Regions from separate parts of the Homo sapiens genome. Here region 2 is linked to region 1. Evidence: chromatin loops called from intact Hi-C (ENCODE). Cell type or tissue: heart left ventricle. All regions are shown on one strand. Links, peaks and the distances in the headings refer to the core of each region. The heading gives the core; the rest is flanking DNA.

Region 1 (8,000 bases), core at 1-8,000:
TTGGGTCCATTAAAACTCCTTTTTAGCACCCAAACTCAGGTCTTTTCAAGCCTGGGTCTGGAAATTTCTGCAATGCATCCTGATTCAATGTAACCTGCTATAGCAAGGTTAAGGGTGATGACAAGTATGGGACATTAGATGAGAGCTGGGGTCAGAAGAGCTGCCACCAATGTAAGCCAGAGGTCAGAAGCCCAGGTGAGAAGATGCCCTCCCAGTCCCACACAGGGACCCTGGCTCAGGCAGCTGCTGGTCCCCGTGAGTGGGCAACTCTGAGTCTCTTGAATTTAGTCACAGACTCTAGGGGACCAAAGGACAGTGTGGAAGGTAGGTCCATTCTCTCCTTCACTAATCATCTCTTTGCTTTTCCTACCTTCGAGGCAAAAGGAGCCTATCCTGTCGGCCCCCCATGGTCAAGCTGGTGTGTCCCGCTGACAACCTGCGGGCTGAAGGGCTCGAGTGTACCAAAACGTGCCAGAACTATGACCTGGAGTGCATGAGCATGGGCTGTGTCTCTGGCTGCCTCTGCCCCCCGGGCATGGTGAGTCACCAGGCACAGAGCTGGTGCCTGCCCTTCAGTTTTCTTGTAGGCAGGGATGAGTGAGGGGGCTGTGCAGCCAGAGAGAGGAAGAAACAAGGGCTAAACACGGATAGCAATGGAGGTGGTGCTGGTAATGGGGGCATGGAGGAGGGGAGGCTCTTCTGTCTCCTCCCTGCCAAAGTCAGGGAGGGAGTTGTTAGGAAAATGCCTGGGGTTGATCCTCACAGGATCTGACAAAAATATAAGAACTTAGCTTACAGGAGTGCCATAGGAAGCAAAGAATTTCCAGAAAATACGTACTAGTAAAAACAAGCATTCCCACTAGAATTTTCCCAGGGGCCGCCTTCCATGCTATGAAAATGGAGGGACACATATATATTTGCATATGATTGACGTATATGCATATAATTTTCTATTTCAAAAAAAGACATTGATGGCCCTGCCGTGTCACTAGCAAGCCATGGGCCCAACAAGTCTCTTCCCCACAATGAAACTTGTTTTCCTCATCTGTAATGTGAGTCGTGAGGTCTTGGCCAGCCCTTAACATTCCATGACTCCGGTGCTGTGCCTGAAACAGGCATGGAGGCCGTGCATCCAAGGCCGTGCTGGTTTGCGACTCCTGGCTCCTATGTGGATGTTCTGCTGCTGGTGGCAATGATCTGAGCATGCCTACTCCTCCTTATCTCCCTCCCAAGTCTAATCTTAGCCAGCGTTGTATTAAATAGATTACGCATACATCCTGAAGGATGCAACTTCCAGATGTTTCTCTTTCAAAATGCATCCTGTCTTCTTGTTTTCCCCAACTCCAATTCCTTATACCCAAAGTGAATGGTGAGGAGTTGGGGCAGAGGCTGTGGAGGCCAGAATGGGAGAGGGTGGCTCTCAGATGGCTTTGGAGGGGACTTAGTGTTGCCCAGGACTCTGCTTGAGGGGAAGTGTCCTGGACTGTGGGACCTGTCAATATTCTGTAGAGGGAATGTGGACTCAATTACCAGTGTCTCTCAGGAAGGCTGGGATTGCAGTGTGTGAAGGACAGATGCTTACTTTTCTACTTCCCCTTCAACTCTTTCTTCTCCCAAACAGAGAGACCAACTCTTGTTAATTCTCTCCTCCTCTGTCTTAGCCTCTGAGGGTTTTGGAACTGTCTTTTCTGATGAGGAGAGCTAGCGATTGGCCAATGAGCACCTTTGAACTGGAAGGGTTGTTTGGTGCCTTAGCAGAAGGTGGATATCACGAAGGGTCTCTAAGGTGGGGAATCTCAGACCTGGGTAGGAACAAAAAATAGGAGAGGGCAGGGGAATCTTCCTTATTGCTCTTCTTTATCCCTGGGGCCTCTTAGGTAGAGTGTCTCAGAGCTTTGGTGTGGGGAAAGCATAGATCATTGTCTCTTCATCATACTCAGCAGGAAAAGGAACATCACTCAGAGGACTATGTCAGCATCGGATATGCTTTGAAACAAACTTTTTTGTCATGAAGGAAAAAATACAGATAGCCTTAAATATTAGTAACCACAATAATTATATTATGACCCCAAATCCAAAAAAGAGGACAGCGGGACCTCAAATACAGGCTGTGGCTATCCTGTTAGGCGCTCATTTCATTCCTGAAGCACTGGGCATGCATTCTGAGGACAGCACTTGGATACCTGTCACGTGACGAGGTGACTCGCACTTCAGCCACAGGGGATTCTAACTTGCAGGTTCATATTGTAAGAGATTCGGTTATTTTCACAACTGCTTCCTTACGATGCCGGCGAGTGTGCAAATTATTGCGGCCAGATTCGAGAGAGCAGAGAAGTCCGTGTAATTTATTAAGGGTGCGCAGCGTGCCGCCTGCAGCACGGGACACGTGTTCTTGGCCATAACACAAAGAAAATGGAGCTGGGCCTGGAAACACCCTGTTTGGGCCCATCTGATGGTGCAGACATCATCCCTCGGGGTGTTCCTCTGTCCAGTCTGTCCCTTGTGAAGGGGCAGGGTTGTGGGATGTCACTAAGGGCTTGGGGAAGGGGTCACGGATTCTGCATTCTTCTGAGGACTTGACAGGGGAAAGGGAAGTGGCTTTTTCCCGGGGGCAGATCTGCGGGGGGCAGAAAGAGCAGGAATGGGGTGCAGAGGGCAGACCCGTCAGGCCAGGCTTCCCTGCTTTCCCACTCCATGCTCTTGTGCAATCCTTCAGTCTTTACCGGAAGCCCAGTCACCTCATGTGTTACGTAGACACCGAATTCCTGTTCTGCCTCCATGATGCATGGCTGTGGGCCCCAAGGAGATGTGTGTGAAAGCACTTTAAAGCCAGAGAGTTCTACAGAAGTGTAGGAATAGCTTTCATTGTTGTTTCTGTAACTATCCAAGGCTGTCTCAGAGGCTGCACCCATCAGTTCTTCCTGCTGTCCATAGGAGAGACCTGTAAAGGATGCTTTTTCTTAGATTTCCAGCCTGCTGTGGACCCATGCTTTTGTAAATACAATAAAAATGAATTCTCATAAAAATAAAACAAAAGCAATGACAAAAATAATATGATCCCACCCAACTAAAAAATATTTTCAGCTGGGCGCAGTGGCTCACGCCTGTAATCCCAGCACTTTGGGAGGCTGAGGCGGGCGGATTACGAGGTCAGGAGATCGAGACCATCCCGGTAACACGGTGAAACGCTGTCTCTACTAAAAATACAAAAAATTAGCTGGGCGTGGTGGCGGGCGCCTGTAGTCCCAGCTACTTGGGAGGCTGAGGCAGGAGAATGCCGTGAACCCAGGAGGCGGAGGTTGCAGTGAGCTGAGATTGCACCACTGCACTCCAGCCTGAGCGACAGAGCGAGACTCCGTCTCAAAAAAAAAAATTTCTTTTTTTTTTAAAAATTTTTTTGAGACGGAGTTTTGCTCTGTCACCCAGGCTGCAGTGCAGTGGCATGGTCTCGGCTCACTGCAACCCCCACCTCCCAGGTTCTAGTGATTCTCCTGCCTCAGCCTTCTGAGTAGCTGGGATTACAGGCGCACACGACCACACCCAGCTGATTTTTGTATTTTTAGTAGAGATGGGGTTTTGCCGTGTTGGCCAGGCTGGTCTCGAACTCCTGACCTTAGGTGGTCTGCCTACCTCTGTCTCCCAAAGTGCTGGGATTACAGGTGTGAGCCACCATGCCCGGCCTTAAAAAATGTTTTCTTTCCTTTTTTTCATGATCCCTAAATCTAAACTCTTACTTCCCACTTTTTATGACATATAACAGACATAACATGACTCTGCCAAATTTCCCTAAGATTTTCTAAACACTTTCTCTTAGTTTCTGTGCTTGCGTCCTCACAGGCTGGCCCTGGCCCAGGGAATGCACTTTGAGCAGCCCTGTTCTCAGCCGAAGATTGTCTCTCCTCCTCTAAGGTGCCTCTCAGTGTCCACCGTATGCCCAGAAGCACCTGTTTGAAAATATTGGCGGGGGCAGAGAAAGAACCCCTCTCTTTCTGGTTTGTCCCAGGCCTGGCACCTGCTTAGAGCAGAGGTTTTCTGGTTGACCCCACAAGCTGCAGGCTGTATCTGCTCCTGCCATCGTGCAAAGGTCTCCTGGCATGGGAATGAGGAGGATGGGGGTCCCTTTGCTAAGTGGTCCGCACCGTGATAAATGAAGGGCAGAGAAACCGCCTGGAAACGGCATGGTATCGGAACCTCACACTTCCAGGTTTGAATCCTGCCTCCTAACATCTACTTAAGTGAGTGGCAAGTCACTTAACATCTTGGCGTCTTAATTTTCTTATCTGTAAAACTGGCTTGCAGGCTGTTGGGAAGACTGGAGATGAGAGCAGCGAGCACATGGGAGGTGCTTAGTGAGTGGTGGTTTAATGACCACTAACTATTACAGTAAGTTCGTGGTGGGAAACGGTGAATCCTGCCATGAACAGAGATGCTGCAGGGAATTAGCACACACAGGAGCATCTTTTTAGATCCCAGTGTTCACTTTCTGAGACCTGCCGGATCGATAAAATGAGGGGGTTGTGCTGGAAGATCTCCCAGGTATTTTTCTCTAGTTCAGAAATTCTTGGAGCCATGCTTGCCTGAAGCATCCATCTCTTTAAGTTAGAATATTACCTGCTACCACCACTAGGTGACAGCAAAGCACAACTCACTGCCCTGCTCACCCTTCCTGAGTCCGGCGGCAAGGGTAACTCTGGGAGCATCGTAGAGGGCAGAGAAGAAGAAACCCTGAGGTCCCATTATGTCAGCCCCTTCTATCACACGGGAGGAGACTGAGGACAGAAAGGGAACAGAGCCGGGTCAAGCCTTCATAGTTGTATAGTGGAAATTCTGGTCTCCTGACTCTGAGACCAGGGCTCCTGTAATCTGAAACACTTAGGCCTCTGTCTGGGAGATGCTGACTTCCCGTTTGAAACCTAGCAGCTACATCTCCCAAACTGCTGGTATTAGGAGCCTCTTGGTGGCGAGAAGTGTGGTTATGTCCCTGATCCCAGGATGTCCAGTTTCCTCACTGGCCCCATGTGAAGACTGAAGGAGTTGGGCACCACTTCTTAAAGTTCAGAGCTTGGGTTCAAGGGCCCATCCAGAGGCGGCCTCACATGTGGGCGTTGCACATTTTAAAAGATCCAAAGAAGGGCCTGTTTCAGAAATATCTCCTACATGGTCCATGATTTGTCACTCAGTCGGGCTTACTGAAATATAATAAGCAAAAATTCATTTTGGTTAACAAGCGAGAGGTTTAAAAAAAGCGGAACCTCATAAGTCTTCATAGGAGGAGTCATCACGCTCAGCAGGAGTGCTTTAATCAGATCACTCTCCTCCTCGCAAGCTTCTGGCTGAGTTCAGCTGCTTTGGCCTGAAAGTACTGATGGGGTAGGAGAATGAACGAGAGGCAGTTGGAAGGTAAAAAAGATTCTGGAGAGTGGGTCACGATGGTGTTCATGTATGGAGAGTTGGGGACAATGGGGCCTTTTCAGAGAAAGGTAACAAGACCAGTATTTTCCTACTTTATAATTTTCTTGGAGTGGACCAACACGTAGGACCACGTTCTCAGCCTGACCCCTTTCGGACTGAAGATGTCATGAGTTGGTGAGTGATGGGACGAGTATTTTTGCCAGGCTTTCTTCTGAAGTCTTCAGGGGACATTCATAGACTTTATCTTAGTAGCCTTTTGATGTCCCGAAGGGACAAACACTAGACGGAGGTGGTTCTCTTCATTTTAACTGTGAGGTTTAAGTGACTTGCCACAAAATTTGGCCAGGGACTGTTGTGCTGGCCTGCCCCGCCTCTCTGCACAGCTCCCCTCTGGGTCCAATCCATCCCCTAAATTACCCCTTTATTTCCAGGCCTATCTACCTCCATGAATTTCCACCTCCCTGAATGTCTTTGCCACTTTGGGATTCTCTGGGTGTTTTTAGCTGGGCTATTGTTACCTGCTCTTCTCTCCCAAGTCAGGAAGTCTCATGCTGTGTCCTGGAAACCCTTTCCTCTCATTGAAGATTATGTTTTGTCTCCTCTCCAGCTCTCTTATGACCTAACTCCACACCACTGTGGCCTTCATAGCAGTCCTCACTTAATATCAAGGTCCTATTATAATATTGCTGTCCATGAATTAATAACCTCCTCTTGCTAACACGAGTCGGCAGAGAGCAGCCACGTGGTTTGCAGTGGGTGCTCAGAAGGAGGAGGAGGTGGCGGCTGCAGTCATGGCATTGTTATCTCACACCTGAGCTGGGACTGGAGTGTTCTGTCCGCTGGAGGAGGGCTGGGCTTCCATAGACCCACACCTGGGTGACAGGAGGCATGGTGGGTTGTCCCATGGGTTGAATATCATGGCGAGAGGTAAAAACATGCAGCATGCAGACCAAGAGGCCTGGGAGCCCCCAGCCCGGCCTGCCCAAGGGTGAGGGGCAACATGTGCTGCTGAGGTAAGGGGAGCCTGGCTCTGTTTCCTGGAGTCCGTCCCTGCACTTCTGTCCCACATGGTATTTGCCACAAGGAGGCGTATTATCTGGTTTCCGTTGACTGTAAGGCATCCGTGGGATACCTCAGTCATTCTTATAGCAGCCACTAGGTGGTGGGCCTCAGGCTTAAGTCAGAGCTGACACTGGACGGGGCGATGTGGACATGAACCCTAATTGTGACAGAGGCTTTGAATGCTCTGCTAGAGAGAGGTTTTTCAGCCCTGCCAGCTCCTACCAAGGTGCCATCTTCCCTACTGGGTGCTTAAGCTCATTCCCTCCCAAGAACAGTGGTTCCGGGAGGTAAGAGCTACCAAGAGTGGGGTCAACCTGCATCTTATGCCCTGCACTGTCATCCTGACCCATCAGCTGGGCTTCCAGAGATGCGGGAACACCTCCTGAGGTTGGGTGAAGATGACATTAAGCAGTGGAGGATTCTTCCTATTTCCCTCCCCCCAACCGCCCCAACACACACATGCTCACATACGATTCTAGCCTGGGTCCTTGAAAGCCCTTTGTTCAGCCCAAGATTGCCCTGTTCCCAGGGATTTGTCCAGCTCCAGGCCTGGGAGCTCAGACTTGTCTGGGGAGTGACTGGGTCACGTGGAGCTGGAACTGTTCAGACCAGGAGCTTCTCGCCCTGCAGGGAGCTCTGGAGCCAAGGTGCCACAGTCCTTCACCTGGGGGTGACCCAGGCCTCTTTGAGAACCCCCAAGGCTAGGCCACACCAGGACAGGCACCCAGGGCTGCCCCTTGGAGTCGGGACAGAAGCGTGTCTGCATGTTGAGCTCAGAGTGGGTTTGGCTGACTCTTCTGGGGCTGGTAGTTCTTAGTTCTTTTATTTTCTCAGCCCCAACAGACCGGAGGAATACAACATGCTCACGAAAGTAGTTTCCCGAGGGGTGACGACGGGGAAGTAGAGCATACCCCATGGAGAGTGAACCGGGATACGGGAGACTGGGCAGGAGGGGGCCTGTGGCTTGGACCAGCCCCCAGACTCTAGTTCTGATCGATTTCTACTTATGCCCAATATTTGGCCCTCACCTCCAGAGTGTTAAGTACATATTAATTTTATTCAATATAGTGTTCATTTTCTTTAATTATAAACATAATACATGCTCATTGAAGAACACTTGGAAAAAAATTTTAAAACTGAAAAAGAAAATAAAATCCTCCCACTCGCCTATCCCAGCTCACCACCTGGAGGCAGATTCTGTATTTCCTTCTAGTCTTTTGTGAAATATATATACATTTGGAACCATATGTATATACAGTTTTTCTTCCTGTGTTAAAAATTAACAGCATAAGTATTTCTCACTTCATTTAAGATTCTTCCAAAGGACCATTGTAATAGCACCATAGGATACTGGCGCCTGGTGATTCCTCAATGGATTTAGTCATTTTCCTATTAAGTGTTTCCAATTTTTTTTTGCAATGATAAATAATTCTCCATCAATCTTTGTCCATAATTCTATTTCCCTCAGAGAAATCCTTTCCTTGGGATGGCTAGGTGTAAGAATATGTGCATTTCAAGGCCTCTGG
Region 2 (16,845 bases), core at 5,224-13,223, 950 kb after region 1:
TTTTACTCATTTACTCCTCCCAATCATCCCTGGAGGGTGGATTGATTAACTCTGTTTGACTTACAATACAGCCATGCCTCGGAGTGCAAGCTGCTTGCCTGGGATTTGGACTGGAAAGGTTGTATGCCTCACTCTTGCCCATGTATCCCAGTTTAGTTGGGGTAACACAAACCAGTAGCAAACAGAAGAGTCCACCAACAAGGGCTAAAATCGAGTGGCACAGAGTACAAATGTGCGGGTGTTGGAAGGAAGGAGAGAGCACCAGAGGATGGGGCATTTGGGAAGGTTGGTTGGGGGCTGCCCTTTCCAGGATGAGTAGGATTTATCCAGAATAGTAGAGGAAGCAGATTCATAGCAGGGAAGAGCCTGAGTGTAGTGAGGTTGGAGTAGGATCTGCGTGGTGAGTGGAAAAGAAAGTGGGGCATGTTTCATTCTCATCCCTTCTGTCCCCTCCCTCGTGGCTTGATGTCCAGGGACTTCTGTCTCTGTGGATGGGTGTGCAGTGGGGATTTCAGACAAAGGCCTGCTTTCTTATGGGAGACAAGAAAGATAAAGAGAATATGACCCCAAATATTTTCTGAGCCTCTCTGCATAGTTGGTGGACACTAGTTTTCAGGTATTTTTGTTCTTGGGGCAGAATTTCATCCACTACCTTTGAGAGCTAGAAAGTAGAAGGAGTTAAATTGCACCCTGCATTACTGCACTAATTACACAGTGAATTTTCAGTCCTGGTTTGCTCTTTGACACACCCTAAGCAGAATTCTTGCCTATTCGGATGACAGTTTGTCCTCAGGCAATGCCTCACACCCTGCTCTGTACCGCCATTCAGATGGACAACAGAACAGTATGTATCTTCGGTGAACCCAAAGGCAGTGCTAGACGTTGGTCAAAATTTGGCAGCATGTCTAAGAAGGGGCTGAGGTGCACGTGTGCTCTGTGACTAAGGGATGGGAGCCAAGCCCCAGGGCTGAGTGACCGGAATCCATGCCAGTGAAGGCCAAGATGGGCAGCAGAGTGGACTGGGGGCAGAAGATGCCAGGTCATTAGCAAACCAGAGACTTCAAGGACTGGAATTCCAGCTTGTGGTTTTAGGTATTACCACTAACCTATGCTGCCACCAAGTGCTCATTTTACCAGCAAAGGCTTCTTAGAGCCAGGGCTGGAGATGCCTCTCTCCTCCAGGCTTGCCTGGCTTCCACCACCCCTGCAACACACACAGCACACACATTCAGAAATGGGAAAGGTCAAACCGCAAACCTCCCTGACTGCTCTGTCCCCATGGCTTTATTTTTAGGCTAGAAAAGACCCTTTCCTCTTCTGACTCATGATCCCGCTGACAAATATTCCCTTAGTAGAGAAAGCTAAATAGAATCATTCCTCATGTCACATTCTCTTGAATCAAAGAAGCTCTTGTGACTGGAGCCTGTTTTGTCATTCTGCATGCTGCATGCACCCAATGTCCATGCTCTGTGGACACTTCTTCAGACCAGGACACTAAGGCCAAAGAAGCCACTCCCTCCCTCCAACTATACCGACCTTCCCTCTTGCCCCCGGCCCCCACCAAACTAAGGCAGTTTCTTGTAACATCTTGGGTGATGTTACTGGACATTTTGCTCAGGAGTCACTCCTTTGATGGCAGAGCACCCGCATGTCAGAGATGACCAGAGATATAAAGGGGACTGGGGAAACTGAGGTAAACTATTGACTTAGTCAGGACACTCTCAAGTACTGTCTTAGCCCATGAAATTGCAGAGTGTGTTGGAACCAAAAATCCCTTGCTGATGAGACCTGGATAGCAGACTCAACCCTGAATTGTGATTTTGGCTAGTCCTGGTGGCTTTTCTGAACCTCAGTTTCACTATCTTCCAATCTAATCTTTAGCCCTGTGAAGTCCACATGTTTCTCCCATCACCTTCTAGGCAGTTTATTGCTCACAGATCCTTCCGTAGGGAGTAAAAATTAAGGCATGGATATCCAGCATGTCATTTCCCTATATCCTCTTCATATAGAAAACTGACTAAATTATTTTTAAAAGTTTGAGACTAGAGGCTAAAACGAAGATACCTGAATCTCCTGTGAGTTTCAGGTCTCATGTCATCTGTCACTATAGAGAAAAGACACTTGGTTGAGAGCATCACAAACTGTTGATTTGATCTGATCCACCACCAAAATGGCTCACATTCTTCCAGCAAACTTCTCCACATTCATGATTTTATATAATGTTCATGACAATCCTGGGAGATAGGTATTTCTGTCCTCATTTTACAGATGAGAAAATTGAGTTTCAGGAGAGACTAAGTCTTTTGCTCAAGACCACTGAGCACTTGTATGACTTAGGACTGTCTTCATCCCAAGTCTTCTGACCTCTAAGAATCCTTCACTGAGTCACCATGGAACAAACATCTGCCACACCGGGCACTAGGAATTCCTATGACAATGACTTTCTAGAGGTCCTGGCCTTTCATGTGCTCCCTCACCTTTCCTGGGAAATTGTCCTCCGTGGTTGCAGAGACCCAGAATTGCAGGTGGGAAAAGCCAGGCGCACAGCTGGTTCTCCCACCAGTCTCCTTCCTTTGCTCCCATGGAAAAGAAACCCAATCTCTCCAGCCCAGTGTTTGGGCTCCCGAGAGCCTCAGCCTACAGTGGCTGATTGAATTATCTTTATTGGCCTTATTACCATTGCCAAACCTCTGGGGAGGTGAACCAGATGTCCCCATTTGACCAGCCATTGCAGTTGTGTTCAGCAATGTCCAGCTGTTCCAGGCTTCATTCACAGAGCATCCCATTTATCTTGGATTTCTTAGTGCCATAATCAAGCTGCCAGGGGAGAAAAGGATGCTCCGTTCCTGACATCAGGGGGAAAATATGAACCAGGAATCTAGAAAATGTTGCTAAGCATTGTTTTCTTCCCAGCATGCACCCAGCCCTCCCTTTGCTCCCCACTGAACCAAGGAGGTATGCTTTGCTTTCCTTCCTTGAAGAACCTGATCCAGGCATCTCTCCTTTCAGAAAAGATTTTCTAATCATTCCTGAAAATCTGCTGCATTTTAAGGTCAATCCCACTAAGTGATTAGCTCTTGGGTTTTAGTTCCGTGTCTTTGGAGAATTAGGATAACACAGCTGGATGAATAACTCAGCTTCAAAGATCACCAAAAAGAGCTTTAAGCCCCGGGAACTCTTGGGGACCTTCAGCCCTTCACCTTCCCTTCCTACCCGAGTGTGATTTCATATTTATTTCCAGGACTGGGATAAAGTGCCACTCCAGCTTGATTGTGATCAAGGTAGAGAAGTCAAGTTGTCACAGATTCAGTGCCTAATGTGTGCTGAGGCATTGACAAGAAACTCACACTGTTTAAAAAGTGGAGGGACCTGTGTTTTGTTCTGACTGTGCCTCAGACATGCTGTGTGGTTGGATACACACTAGGGGTGTGCTCATCTCACAAAGATTTGGGGGAATATTTTCCACCCATCCTAATACTAAGGGGAGTCCCAAGCTGACTTATATAAGCAATCCAATCTTGCACCTCTGGAGCCAACTTAACGTATCACGACTTGGGTACTGACCCAGACTGGACCAGTCAGAGTCCTTTCCCCAAGAACTTGGGCTTGGAACTAGGAGAGCCCACCTCCCTTGGGCTGGTCTCTTACACTGGTGAGGGGTGCCGATGGCAGCCTTTTTGTCTATCACACGAGCTGGAGAGCAGAGATGGCCCTGAAGAGAGAGGGGAATGAAGGGGGCCTAGAGAGAAATAGCTGCCCCCAGAAGTGACATAGAAAGGAAAAGAGATGACCACGGGAAGCCAGGCTGTCAGCTCTCTGCACCTATGCATTTTTCTCTGGGAATTCATTTGACTCAGCTTAAATAAAAAAGGTGATTTATGAAAGATGTTGAAACTAGTGGGTGAAAGTTTACAGCGAAAAAGTATATGTGCATGATCTCAAAGCAAAATTTGTTAATGACAAATGGAAAATAGTGACTGCACAGTGAAGAAGCTGGCAAACACCATCTTAAGAAAGTAATTGAGGTTAACTTCACCAGTAATGAGATGCCTCAGAGTCGTGTACCACCTGATGTGCTGCACTGAGAGGGACAGGGGAGCGTTTGGTGGTAATGTTTGCAAAGTTCCATAACCTCAGTCCCATCATGAGAAACATCCAGAGACCCAAACTGAGGGACCTTTTACAAAATATCTGGCCAATACTCTTTCATGATCTCTGTCAAGATCATGAAAGAGAAGGCTCAAAAACTGTCTCAGATTGATGAGACATGAAAATTAAATGCAACATGGGATGCTGGATTAGATCCTGGTAAAGAGAAAGACATTAATAGGAAACATGGTGAAATCTAAATAAAATCTGCAGTTCAGCTGATAACATTGCATGAATATTTGTTTCTTGGTTTTGCTCGCTGTGTGATGATTATGTCAGAAGTGAACATTAGACAAAGTTGGGTAAAGGATGTGTGGGAATTCTCTGTACTGTTATTGCAACTCTTCTGTAAGTCTAAGAGTATCTCAAGATAGAAAGTTTTACAATGAGAACACAGGACTACAAAGAAGGGAACAACAGAAACAGGGGCCTACTTGAGAGTGGAGGGTGGGAGGAAGGAGAGGATAAAAAGTTTACCCATCAGGTAGCAGGCCTATTACCTGGGTGATGAAACAATCTGTATCCCAAAGCCCTGTGGCACACAATTAACAAATATAACAACACTGCACATGTACCCCTGAACCTGAAACAAACATTATATATTTTATTATATTATAATATAGCATATAATAATATAATATGGCATATATTATAATATTATTATATTATATTATATATTCTGTATATATATATAATTTTTAAGTGGTAATATGTTATCAAGATAGAGGGGTCACTCATATAATTCAAGATCATAGATGTATTTGAGCCTCAGGCTTATGTTAGTGCCAGTGACTTTTGTTTCTTACAACCAAAACATTCTGACTCGTGCACCCTGAATAAGTCGTTTAAATTCTCAAAACTTCAGAGAGAATCGACCCTCAATCACCACAGAACATTGAACTTCAGGCCCAGCATCTGACAAGTTACAAAGCATCATCCCTGTCCTCTCTTCTAGCCTTGCAAAAGCCAATTTTGAACATTTATCATGAGATCTTCTCTTTCAGCAAATTTCTAAGTGCACAACACTCTATTAACTCTCGGCAACCAGACACCAATAAAGCTGTTTAAAAAAGGCAAGTATGAGGACCAGATGGAAATCATGCTTCTATAAGGACCAGGAAGAGAGAAATGTAAATCTTATTTACTCACTTTGGCAATACTGCTGATCATTTTCCAGGCTGAATTATGGACTTTCAGAACTAGACTGCCATCCAATGATCATCCAGCCACTTGGACGTCATCTAGTGTAGCCTCCCTCCCAATGTAGGAAACCTTTGCACAATCCTGCCTAACACTATAACACATCTCAAATAACAGAAAGATCAGCACTGTACATCAGCCTTTTCATTTCTCAGTCAAGTCTGTACTCATTAGAAAGAGTTTCTTGTGCCTGGGGTGATGATGGATGGCCTGGTTTGCGCAGGGCAGTCCCAGTTCATGGGTGTCATTCAGGTGTAGTTATTTCTAGTACCTGTCTTATTCATCACCTTCCTTATACTATTATAGGTTCAAAACAAAACAGAACAAACAAAAAACCTGTCTCTTCCTAGCTAAACATGAGGACTAAAACTTCATAAAACAGAATAAAACTTCATAAAACACTCTTTCAAATAGTGCTTCAAATATTTGAAAACAGCTATCTTGTCTACCCCCATGCCTAATAGTCCAGTTCCCCAAGCTGAGCTTCCTAAGCCACAGCTTCCAGAATCCTCAGCACCCTCTTAGGCCCCCTCTGGATGTGCTGTGAGGACTAAGGCTGGAATAGAATGCAAACCTCCAGATGTGATGAGACTAACTCTGAGGCATTAGGATTATTACATCAATCTTCTTAAGGTAACATTGACTAGTGTTATCATAATGCAGGAATTAGAGGCCCATCAAATGACAGACAAGATGGGATAAGTAAATAGTTTATGGTATTATCAAACTGTGGAATATTATATAGCCATTAAAATCGCACTGGAGAAACACACTTAAGACTGTGGAAAAGAACTCATGATACAATCTTAAGAAAGCAGGACACATGGGAATGAATAAGCTATAACTACCTGCAACAACAGGGGTGGACCTCAAAGCATTATGCCAAGCAAAAGAAGCAGATACAATTCAGTCTGGTTCCTTTCCATAAAGTTCAAAAACAGCCAAAACTCACTAATAGCGTTAGAAGTCAAATTAGGGCTTTCTGTGTATAGGGGAGACATGACTGCCAAGAGTCACGGGGCTTCTGAAATTTTGATAACGTTTTGTTTCTTGATCTTCTGGGTGCAGGTTAACAGAATGTGCTCACTTTTTGAAAATGCAAGCCTTACACTTTTGAGTTGTGCACTTTTATGAATGTATTTTATGCTTCTAGAAAGTTAACATTAAAAACAAGAAGAAAGAAAAAATCAGTATACAAAACTCAGTTCTGAAACTGCTACATATATTTTAGGACTGAATAAGTAAGTAAATGAGTCGTCAATAGTGAAAGCCAAGATTTTCACTGTCAGAGAAAGAAATTACAAATTAGTGAAGGAAGAAGACTAGAATGAACCCTATAATCGTGGATTAGAGATTAGTGTAACCACGTGAATTCTTGTTTATTTTAAGAACTCGTATTTACTTATACTGATAAGTAGAAATACAGAAGTGATTATAGCTATGTGTCTATGCACATGTACATACAGATATTTCCTAGCTCTGTCTGCTGAGAAGGTCTGGAAGCAGTGACTGACACCCCAGTAGCAATGAGCATCCCCAGGGCCCAGTGATTGGTTTTTAAATACAATTCTCCAAGGAAAGAAATCAGGACTCCTAGGAGAAAAGGCTGATTGTAAGGCAGAGCAGGAAAAATATAAGAGGAACCTTATAGAGCCAGAATGAAAAAAAAAAAAAAAAGAAAGAAAGAAAGTGCTCACCAAAAACAAAAAGGAGGTGGGGTGGGGAAGCTGAAGAACACTGGAGCCAAGCTGAAAGAGACCCTCATTCCCAAACTGGGACAACCTGAGTGACAACATGAATAATTATAACCCTGCAAAATAAAATGCATATCCACGGCTCCATAGTGATATAAATAAATGATTGAACACATAAATGAGAGACAAAGGACAAATATTTCTCTCTGAAAAATTCCAGATAATATATGTAGATACTCCCCCCACCCACCCCAGAAGGTTTGGAACTTAATCCCCCTCCCCTTGAGTGTAGGCTGGCCTGTGACACACTGCCAAAGAATAGCATGTAGGATGGGGACACAGTAACTCCACAGTGGAGAAACCAGTCATAACCACGTGGTAGGTCCTGTTGACGTTGACGTGACACTCTCTGCTGTGGTGCAGTGAGGGGGTACTTCACCTCCGTGGTCCTCCCATTAACCCACAACCCCAGCCTAATCATGAGAAAACATCAAGAAAGTCAAATTGAGGGGCACTCCGCAAAATATTTGACCTGTGCTCTCCAAAATTCTCAAGGTCACAGAATACAAGGAATAGCTGAGAAACCAGGAGACTAAGGAGACGTGAAGACTAAATGCAGTGTTGTATCTTGTATTGGATCCTAGAAGAGAAAAAAGGACATTAGTAGAAAAACTAGTGGAATCTAAATACAGCCCATCATTTAGTTAATAGGAATGTGCTGATGTTAATTTCTTAGTCTTTGCTATATAAGATGTTGTTAACATTATGGAAAGCTGGATGACAGGTGTTTAGGAATGCTACTATTTTTGCAACTTTTTCCGTAAATTAGCAAGAATTATCCCCAAATAAAATACTAATTAATAAAAGTAATGATCTCTAGGTATTAGATGATCCTGTTTGTTTAAATGGACCCACAAGCATATGCACACATATGTACATACGCACACGCACACACACATACTGCAAATAAAGAGCAGAAGAAAATACAGCAAAATATTAAGCATAGTATGTGTGAGCATACTCCATACCTGCAAGAGCAGTGTTCCCTGGGGGAACTCCTGGAGACAGGAACAGAGGCAGTGAAAAGGACCCTCTTATCCATTTTTTTCTGGGACATTACCAGAGATGAGCAGGCTGGTTGTCAGGGTCTGGGACAGAGATCTTGGCCTTTGGGTGGCACGGTTGTGAGTTGCCTGATTAGAGAAGCCACCAGCCTGGCATCATCAGGGCCAGGATGCAGCCACAGTGGGACATGGCAGGGCCTTGGCCCCCATCCTATCTGGCCAGCTCTGTGTCTGTGGTTGTGCAGAGCACCAGGCACTTCCCTCCTAGTCAGAGAGCTGGGCTCAAGCACTGCAGCTCCAGTTGTATGACGTGGCAAGCCAGTGGTCAGACTCACATTGGTGTTCACAGCTGGGGAGCATCAAGGAGACTTCCTTGGCACTAGGCCAGAGCTGGCTGCCACCTCCTTGCCCGGGGAGCCAGCCTGACATGGATGTCTGGGACAAGTTAACTTTTACCTCTTAGTCACCACCCTGGTGCAGAAGCGCGGCTTTGAGACACTGCGCCCCACCCTGCTAGCAGCCAGTACCACGTCAGTCCACGGGGCTGGGAGGTGGGGCACAAACATCCCTGCGGGCCCCTGGAGGATGGTTGGAAAAGGCCCTGTGGACTTCCTGCCTCAGAGCACGTTCACTCCGCAGAGAGGCAGACAAGAAAGCCGTTTAAAAGAAAATGTGCATCTCCTGCCTCCTTGTTTCGTGGCCTTGAACATGCGTTTGGAAAGCATGACGAGGCCGGCGTTTGCAGCCGCTGCGGGAAGTCAAGGAAAGGCTGACTGGGTGCTCTGCCCAGCCACTTCCAAGGGTGGAATCTGGATGGTTTTGGAGGATGGGAGAGTTACCCTGTGTGGCTCACTCAGGCCTGGTCCTGTGGACCAGGAGGCCAGGCACTGCCAGCCGCAGGATGGGGACGCTTGGAGCCCCGGCGACGGCCACTGGCTCTCCCTGCCACGTCAGGCCACATCACAGATCCAGCCACAGGTGTGTGGAGGAGGGACTCACCTGAACGAGGGAACAACTCTCCTGTGCAAGTGACTGAGCACCTCCCTCCCACTCTTGTGAAGTCATGGCCTCCCTCCCACCAGGCAAGTGAACCAGGAGTTGCCCAGTCACCTCCAACTCCCCTCCTGTGGCCTATGGTGGCTGAAGAGCACTCACATGCCCGGCAGGGTGCCTTTAGGACAGGGCGTTTGCACCTGGGGGCCCGGGATTGCATGGAACAGAGCACAGGGAGCAGGCACAGCTCTGAGTAGGTGGCCTGCCAGCAGCCTGCAGGGAGATGGAAATGCTTCCAGAGGCGGCTGGTAATCCCAGCTGCTTAAGAGGCTGAGGTGAGGGGATTGCTTGAGTCCAGGAGTTCAAGACCAGCCTGGGCAACCGAGCAAGACTGGTTCTCTTAAATACATACGTACATACACACATGCTTCCAGGCAGACGTCCTCCCTTTGGTATGGGCGCCGTCCAGACTTCCCAGCCGCCTGAGGGAAAGAAGAGGCGTGGAGAGAATATGCAGGCAGGGCCCCTGCACAGGTTGCTGTGCTCCTCCCCGTCCAGCTCCTAAGTCGCTCATAGACCCCTAAGAACAGGAGGTGGCTGCACTCAGCCACATGGAGCTGTAAGCAAGGCAGGAGCTGCTGCATTTTGTCATTGGTTCAGCTGTCCCAGGTCCATGGTCAGAATCAGGGAATAGGCCTTGTCACTCCCTGTGTATATGGTGGGTCTTCATAGAGTTATATCTTCCCGGGGCACCTTAAGAAAACCTACACTTCCTGCGTTGATCTCGGGGCATTGAGGAGGAAACAATGGCCTGTGAAGCTATTGAAATCCCTACCTCAGAGGCCAGCCCTGCGTGTGCAAAAAGGTTCCAGTGTGCAAACACCTGCTCTATACACGAGGAGAGGCTGTGACCTCCTCAACTCCCTCAGTGGCCACTCTAAGTGACCGTGGTGGGGCTAGAAATATAGTCAGTGTAAAGGAGCCTCTTTTCAGACAAGGATGCGAAGGCAAATGTCACTTCATTTACAGCAACGGGCTTAGAATTCCCAATATAGCAACAGGGGAAGGCTGCCTACCCGCCCTCCCCAACCACACACACACACACACACACACACACACACACACACACACACACACACTGAGGGCCAAGAAGCAAGGAGGCTGGAGGAAAACCAGGAAGCCCGTTTAGGTGTCCAGACATTGACAGGGAAGCCGGGCAAAGACCTAGGACCAGCAGTGAAGGGACTTGTGGGGTATTTACTATGGATGGCGTGGTAAGCGAGGGGGACTTGTAAAGTCAGCTCTGTCCACAAGTACTGCGTGTGTGGCTTTGTCTTTTAATCTATTCACCAAATTTTAATGAATACCTTCTAGGTGCACAGAACTCTGCAGCTCTTGATTAACCCTAACAAATGTTGAATCCCAGCCCAACTTCCCAAATACACTGCCAAGCCTTGCATCCTTGATCTATCTGGAATTACTCTAGTGGCAAATAAACCAAATCCTTTGAAGAAGATTTGCCCTGCTTTTCCTGCCTTTGGCCCAGAGAGTCACAGAAAGGCCTGGAGGCAGATGCTACAGAGCCTTCAGATGAAGAGCTGGTGTGTGTTGGGCACCAGGGCCAGCCCATCACCTCTCTGTGCACATCTGAATCCCAAATCCTGTCTGGGGACTGAGCAACACGAGACACACAGCATCTCCAAGTCTTGGCCCCTTCTTCCGTAGAACAGAAGTTTCACTCTCATCTTCCAGCTCCAACGACTCATCTTAGTGCCCACTCCTGGGTTTTTCCTTCCCAATGATCTCCAGAAAGTCTTTGTGCTTTAGCGTCTTGTGAGATGAAAGAGCCCGTATCAGTGAACCGGTGATGAGAGCTCCCAAACTCTGTCTCTTGGCCAGCCCCAGCCTTCCCTCTAGAAGCTCAGTGTAGTCATTGATTCAAGTAGGTTGGTTAAAGCAGGGAAGCCTGATGATGACGCCAACTCATCAGCAGACACCCCTTGGAGCTGACACTTCTGGTTCTGAAGCATCTCTTCCTACCTCCAGAAGCTTTGTGCCTCCATGCACAATATATTGCAGGACTTACAGAGGATGACTCTCCGCTATGATTGGGCTTTCCCTCAAAAGCCATGCCACAAGAGCCTGTGTGTTCTGGAGCAGGGCACTCTCTTGGGCATGAGAAAGCTGGTGGATCCATCCACGCTTCAAGGGAAACCATTATGACTGACCAGAATGAGGGTAGAATCTCTGCCATAAGCTCTTCATAAAAATAACTGATCCATATAAAGTTCAAACCCAAAGCCTTGATATCATTCGACTACATCCTTTCAAATAAAACATCTCTTTTGTGCAAGAAGTGATTCATTCATTAAGCATTTTGACCTCATACTGTGTGCCAGACCACATACTGAGGACTGTGGATACAAAGATGAATGAAAGAAGCATTGCCATGGAGTCACTCATGGTGCAAACCACTAATCCTGTGAGGTAGCATGCATGGACGGTACTCTATGTGGGAGTGATTACTGCTACCAGGAAGGAAGGAGGATGCAGGAGAGGCCTCACTGAAGAGGTTGTATCAGTCAGGGTCTTCCTGGCAGAATGCAGAACACACTGGAAAGGAATGACAAACAGAGCCTAAAGAAGGTGCAGGGGTGTGGGCAGTGCCATGAGAGCCAACAGGGCACCGGGAGCAGCAGGAAGCCACTAGACCTCTAGGCCCAAGGAGTCAAGTGGATGGAGTGAGTGTGGGATACCCAGAACCTGCAGATGGCTGTGGCTGTGGAGAAGGGCTGTTACAGGACTGGGACCTAGGAAGAGGGATGCACCCACTCCCCAAATCACAAGGAGGACTGTGAGCACCAGGACCTTGCTCTCTGGTCTCTGGCTAGTGCAGGATTCATGGCTGAAGCCAACTGGAATCCAGAGAGAATGGAGCCTGAGTGATGGTCTCTGGGACAATAAGCAAGGAAGAGAAATGAGGAGAATGGATCTGGAGGAGACAGCAGAATGGCCAGCCTACAGAAGTGAGAAGAAAGCATGTTGTGAGAGGAAATTAATGCGGTGGGCGGTGGAAGACTATGGGGAATGGAGATCAGCAACCATGTGTGGCTGGAGCTCAAATTTGGTGTGTGTGGTGGGACACAGGTGGCAGGGAGGAGAGGAGCTGGGGATGAGGCTGTCGATGCAGTCAGGAGTCAAGGATGTTGTGCAGGAGGCCAAGACGGTTAAGCTTTGTGCTGGCTGCAGTGAAAACCATGGCAGTTTTATTTTGGTTTTTGTTTTAAATCAGGTGTGATTGGATCTTTGTCTTAAACATACAACTGACTCCACCATGGAAGGGCGTGAAAGGGGAAGAGACTAGAGAGCAGGGACCAGGGATCATTGCAGTCATTGCAGTAGAGATGGGAGGACTTGAACCATGAGGGAAGTGAGGTTGGAGTAAAAGGGCATGAGGGAAGAAATCATTGCAGCTTGAAAATAGCAAAACTGGGACCACAGAAGGGAAGGCCTCTGCACTCTAGTCCCAGAAGCAGCATTGCAAAGCAATCTGGCTTTGGACCAGACATTTCAGTTCCCCTACCAAACAGCTGAGACAATAATCTTGTCATTGCCCACCTTACAGGATTTTAGGGTCAGGCTCAAATAACAGAGGTACTTCGTAAAAGTAAAGGGTAAGACAAAGGAAAAGTGGTACTGGGGTCATTGTCATGGTTAGTGGGGCCTTGCTGATAACAATGGTTTTGTGATACCGTGAAGTTGTAATAAAAAATGCATGTACAGAGAACAGTAGCCCTTTCCTTCGGGCCTGGGAGGTGGGTGATTCACCCCGAACGCATTCCTCCCCAGGACCCCTCCTTTGTCACCTGGATTTTCTGAGCTCAGCTAGCTGATGCATATTTATCAACTCAGAGGTCTGATCCCCTGGCTGGTCAGTTACCTTTATTCATGGAAACAAGTCAAAAATATCTGTTGAATGGTGACTCTTTTCTGCTAGTTTGTGTACTGTTGGGCAGAAGAAAAAAATGGTTGCGATATGGCATTTAACCATCAGGTGTCACCCAAGGACCATGTCCAAGATTCAGCTCTGCCTTCTAGCCTTTGATGGAAACTCATCCCCTTCCCTCCAAAAAAAAAAAAAAAACACACACAAAAAAAACAAAAAAACAACAACAAAAAAACCCTAATCAGGAGAACCAGAGAAGACGCTCCAGGCTTTGAAATAGTTTTCTATGGGATACAAGTCTGTGGTGACAGAATAAGGGCAGAGGGCCTAAAACTACACTCGTTGTGATGGATGGAAATGAGTCAGGAAAAAGAACATTCCAGGGTTGATATGCGCTCGCCAATGGAATGGAGACTTCCATCTTTAGAGGACTTTCCAAATGATAGCCCCCTTTAGCAGTCTAGAGACAGGCGATGGGAAAGCCAGCTTCTGCAGAAACCTGTCATTGCTTCCAACCCAGGAGGCATATTTTGGAGCACATGAAGGTTGGTTTATTCTTGTGATTTTAGGGCCTGTCTCCAAGCTCTGAAAGTTCTTGCAGCTCTTGCTACCTAGTTTAGGAATTTTAGAAAAGATAAGAGAAAATGTGGGCAGAAAAAAAATCTGAAATTGTGCACTACATTCCTTTCATTTAATAATTATAGGTAAATTTGACTGAGTACATAATACATGCACAAAGCATTTTACAGGAACAATCTGATTTCATCATCACAGCAAACCAATGAAGTGGAGGCAATCCTCATTGCACGGAGTATTAACTTGCCCCAGTCCCACAGCAAGTAAGTGGCAGAGTTGGGACTTCTACTCAGTTAGACCTCAAAGCTCATCTTCACACCTACAACATGTGGGAGCCTCCTGGTGTGTGCTGGGGATGGCATGGCTGCTGTGCCAGGGGCTGGGCATAGAGATTGATGAGACACAAGTTTCTGACCTTAAGGGAATCTGGAAGATGACTGACACATGAATGAGATACAAGGTGCCAAGACTAACATACAGTGCTCTAACAGCCCAGAGGATACACCAGTTAATGGCCTGAGGGGTCATCAAGTAAAGTTTTGAAAACCTGAGAGGCAAAGAAGGCCATTCCGGGCACAGAGGAGAAGTGGTGCCAAGACACAGAGGCATAAGCTTACACAATGTCCAGAAAGAAGGTTAGTACATGATGCATAAAAAACAGAAGGAGATGAAATTAAAAGCATCAGTGAGGGTTGACACATGTATAGCCCAACATGGGGGTTGGATTTTCAACATCAAGGCTGGAGGTGGTGGTTTGGGCCAATGCGTTTTGGAGGATGGGGAAGGGAGAGGTGCTTTGCAGAAGGACGATGGTGTATGTTCCCACTGGCTGCACAGTCCTGAGGGCTTTTCCACCCTCCCATGGTGAACCTGAGCAAGTTCTTGGTACCTTAGTCAGGGGGGAAGGAAAAGGACATCTTTCTATGTTAAAATGAATGAAGAATAAATCAGAAATTTGAGTACCACTTTGGAAACCTACTGGGAAACTCCAGCTTATCTACTGAGGTTCCTAAAGGACCAAAGCCTCAGGCTCCTAGACAAAGCTTTGTGAAGCATAGGCAATGGTCAGGGCACAGTGGGAATTGCAGAAGGATGGGGCGCTGGCACTGTGGTTTTTAGGGACACTGCAGAAGAAGTTTCCTTTGGAACAAAGAGCTCCCTATTAAGAGTCAGGAACTAGAGTCTCAGCTTGTATTTGCCATCATTCTACATAAGTAGGAATCTCACCTGTGCTGGGGAATGCTTCCTTTTCACAGAATGGCATCTGAGCTAACACATCTTTTGTCTTTTGTTTTCTCTAGACTATTTCTTAATTTAAAGAAATTAAGGGCTCCGATATAGGGCCCTGAAATAGTCAGAAAGGCCAATTACTGAATGTGGGGAACCACAGAACCAAGAGAAAAATACAGTAACAACATTCTAGCGTGTGTGTGTGAGTGTGTGTGTGTGTGAGTGTGTGTGTGTGTGTGTCTGTTTCTCTAATCTTTTTCCTGTTCTCTAGGTAGAAAAATTCTTATTCTCCAGATAGTCTTCCTAGACACAATATTCCTGACCCTTGAAGAAACAATGTGCCCGCAGTAGCCTGACCCTTTAACACGCACTCGGCCTTCTTCTTTCACTCCCATGCTCCCTCCGCTGGAGCAAGGTGAGCCTTATCTGCCCCCTCTCCCACCCGGCTGTCACAGAGTGCCAGCTTATCCCTCCTGACCTCCATGGCTTTATCTTGCTTAAGAAGACAGATTTGGCAGTCCCAGAAATCAAAACATTTCTCTGTCTAGATTCTGCTGACCAAGATACAATTATCTCTGACCCATTAAATGCATTAAGTGGTTTTTATTATTATAGAAATAATTGCATGCCCATGATCTTAAAAAATAGCTACATCACAGAAAGACATGAAACAAGAAAATTCTCCCTCCTCTGCCCTCCAGAGATAACCGCAATGACTAGTTTCTGGCTTTTGTTCTTCTCATGGTTACCATCTTAGTAGAAAACAAAATGTTTATGCTTCTATTGCTGATTTACCTAATTTTAACAGAAATTGTTGTCTACCAAGTGTCACAGATAGGGAATTTGTTGAATTCTGCAACCTCATACCCTCTCCTCGCTGGATCTTAATTTTTATCAGTAACTATTTTAATTTTTCCCTAGTACTTATCTTTGTGACATTAAATAACATACCTAAAATTACTTTAAACATAAATAAACTTTTAAAATACTTAGAATTTTAAGATTAGTATTTCCTTGCAAATGTGGACAGTATCTGTTAACCTCTCTCTATGAAAGATGAGAAATTCCTTTTTCCTCTTTTCTATCTCTCAAAATCCCAATGTATTGTGTTATTTCGTCAATGTCGACAATGATCCTATTCCACGCCAAAGCATACCTTCTATCTGAAATTTTAACATTAATAAAACCCTGGTTTCTCTTGTTCGGTGTTAAGGGCTTCGCACATTAATACTGGTCTACAAAGGAAAATCCCCACAAACTAGCTGATACCCCCCTTCCGTTTCTTGAACTCCTCTACCTCCACCTCAATTACGTCATAACAGATAAAGCTGGATATATCTTTGAAACCATAGAAAGCTGAAACTGGGATAAGCAACTTGTATGGCTGGAGAAGAAGGGAGATTATTTCCCCACCCTCAGGCGTCCTCAGGGAAGCCGAGGATTCTCATCCAAAGCTTCCCTCCGCCCTGCTGGGTCACCAGACGGTCACTGTCCATCCGAGCACTCCGCCAGCCAATGGGGAACTGTGAAGAGAGACCCAAGCACGTTCCCAGGCAGGGGAGGAGGGGCTAAAGAGTGGCAGCCTCCAAGGATGGAGCGTCTTAGGAATGAAGCTCCTAGGTGCCTCGGTCCTCTCGCCATAGAGCAGGGAACACAGAGAAAAGGGATTTTCCTGTCTGCCGCTTTTGGTTCCGCATCAGTAGAACCCCATGGGAAAGTCTGGACTGGTGAGAGATTCTCTCTGCTAATTCCAATAAATGGCTTTCTTGTCTAGAAAGGAATCATGCAACACGGTGTCGTCTGGGACTTAGAGTTATGGACATGTGCTGAGCTGGGCTAGCGTAAGCTTGCACCTCAGCAGATAAAAATGCCAAATAACATACATTTAAAAAATACATACGTAGTTGGGCTTACAAGAGGAAGAAAAATCCATAGATGTCTGAAATGATTAATTGAAAGCCAGAATGGGGAGATCTCTTACTGAAGCAGTTCC

What was found. A loop is a pair of places that touch in the nucleus more often than their neighbours do. Peaks named below come from ENCODE experiments on the same cell type or tissue, not always from the same donor. Only the 100,000 strongest peaks of a DNase experiment are listed, where the experiment ranks them.
Region 2: a loop joins it to region 1, with 6 times the contacts of the local background. A loop is called at or near these places in 3 of 110 quality-filtered maps.

Annotation. Positions count from the first base shown.
Region 1 is chr12:6,036,829-6,044,828 of GRCh38, reverse strand. VWF (von Willebrand factor) reads left to right here. Exons shown (of 52, transcript NM_000552.5): 18 at 378-538. It overlaps SNORA120 (small nucleolar RNA, H/ACA box 120), which reads left to right and starts at 4,646; the gene lies at 4,646-4,792. In heart left ventricle, for the core only: CTCF peaks have their summits at 4,627 (motif pointing right) and 6,560 (motif pointing right); a DNase peak (open chromatin) is centred at 4,669.
Region 2 is chr12:5,080,742-5,097,586 of GRCh38, reverse strand. No RefSeq gene overlaps it. Among named protein-coding and RNA genes, the nearest start is that of KCNA5, 45 kb to the right of the region's middle. In heart left ventricle, for the core only: a CTCF peak has its summit at 13,159 (motif pointing right); a DNase peak (open chromatin) is centred at 8,506.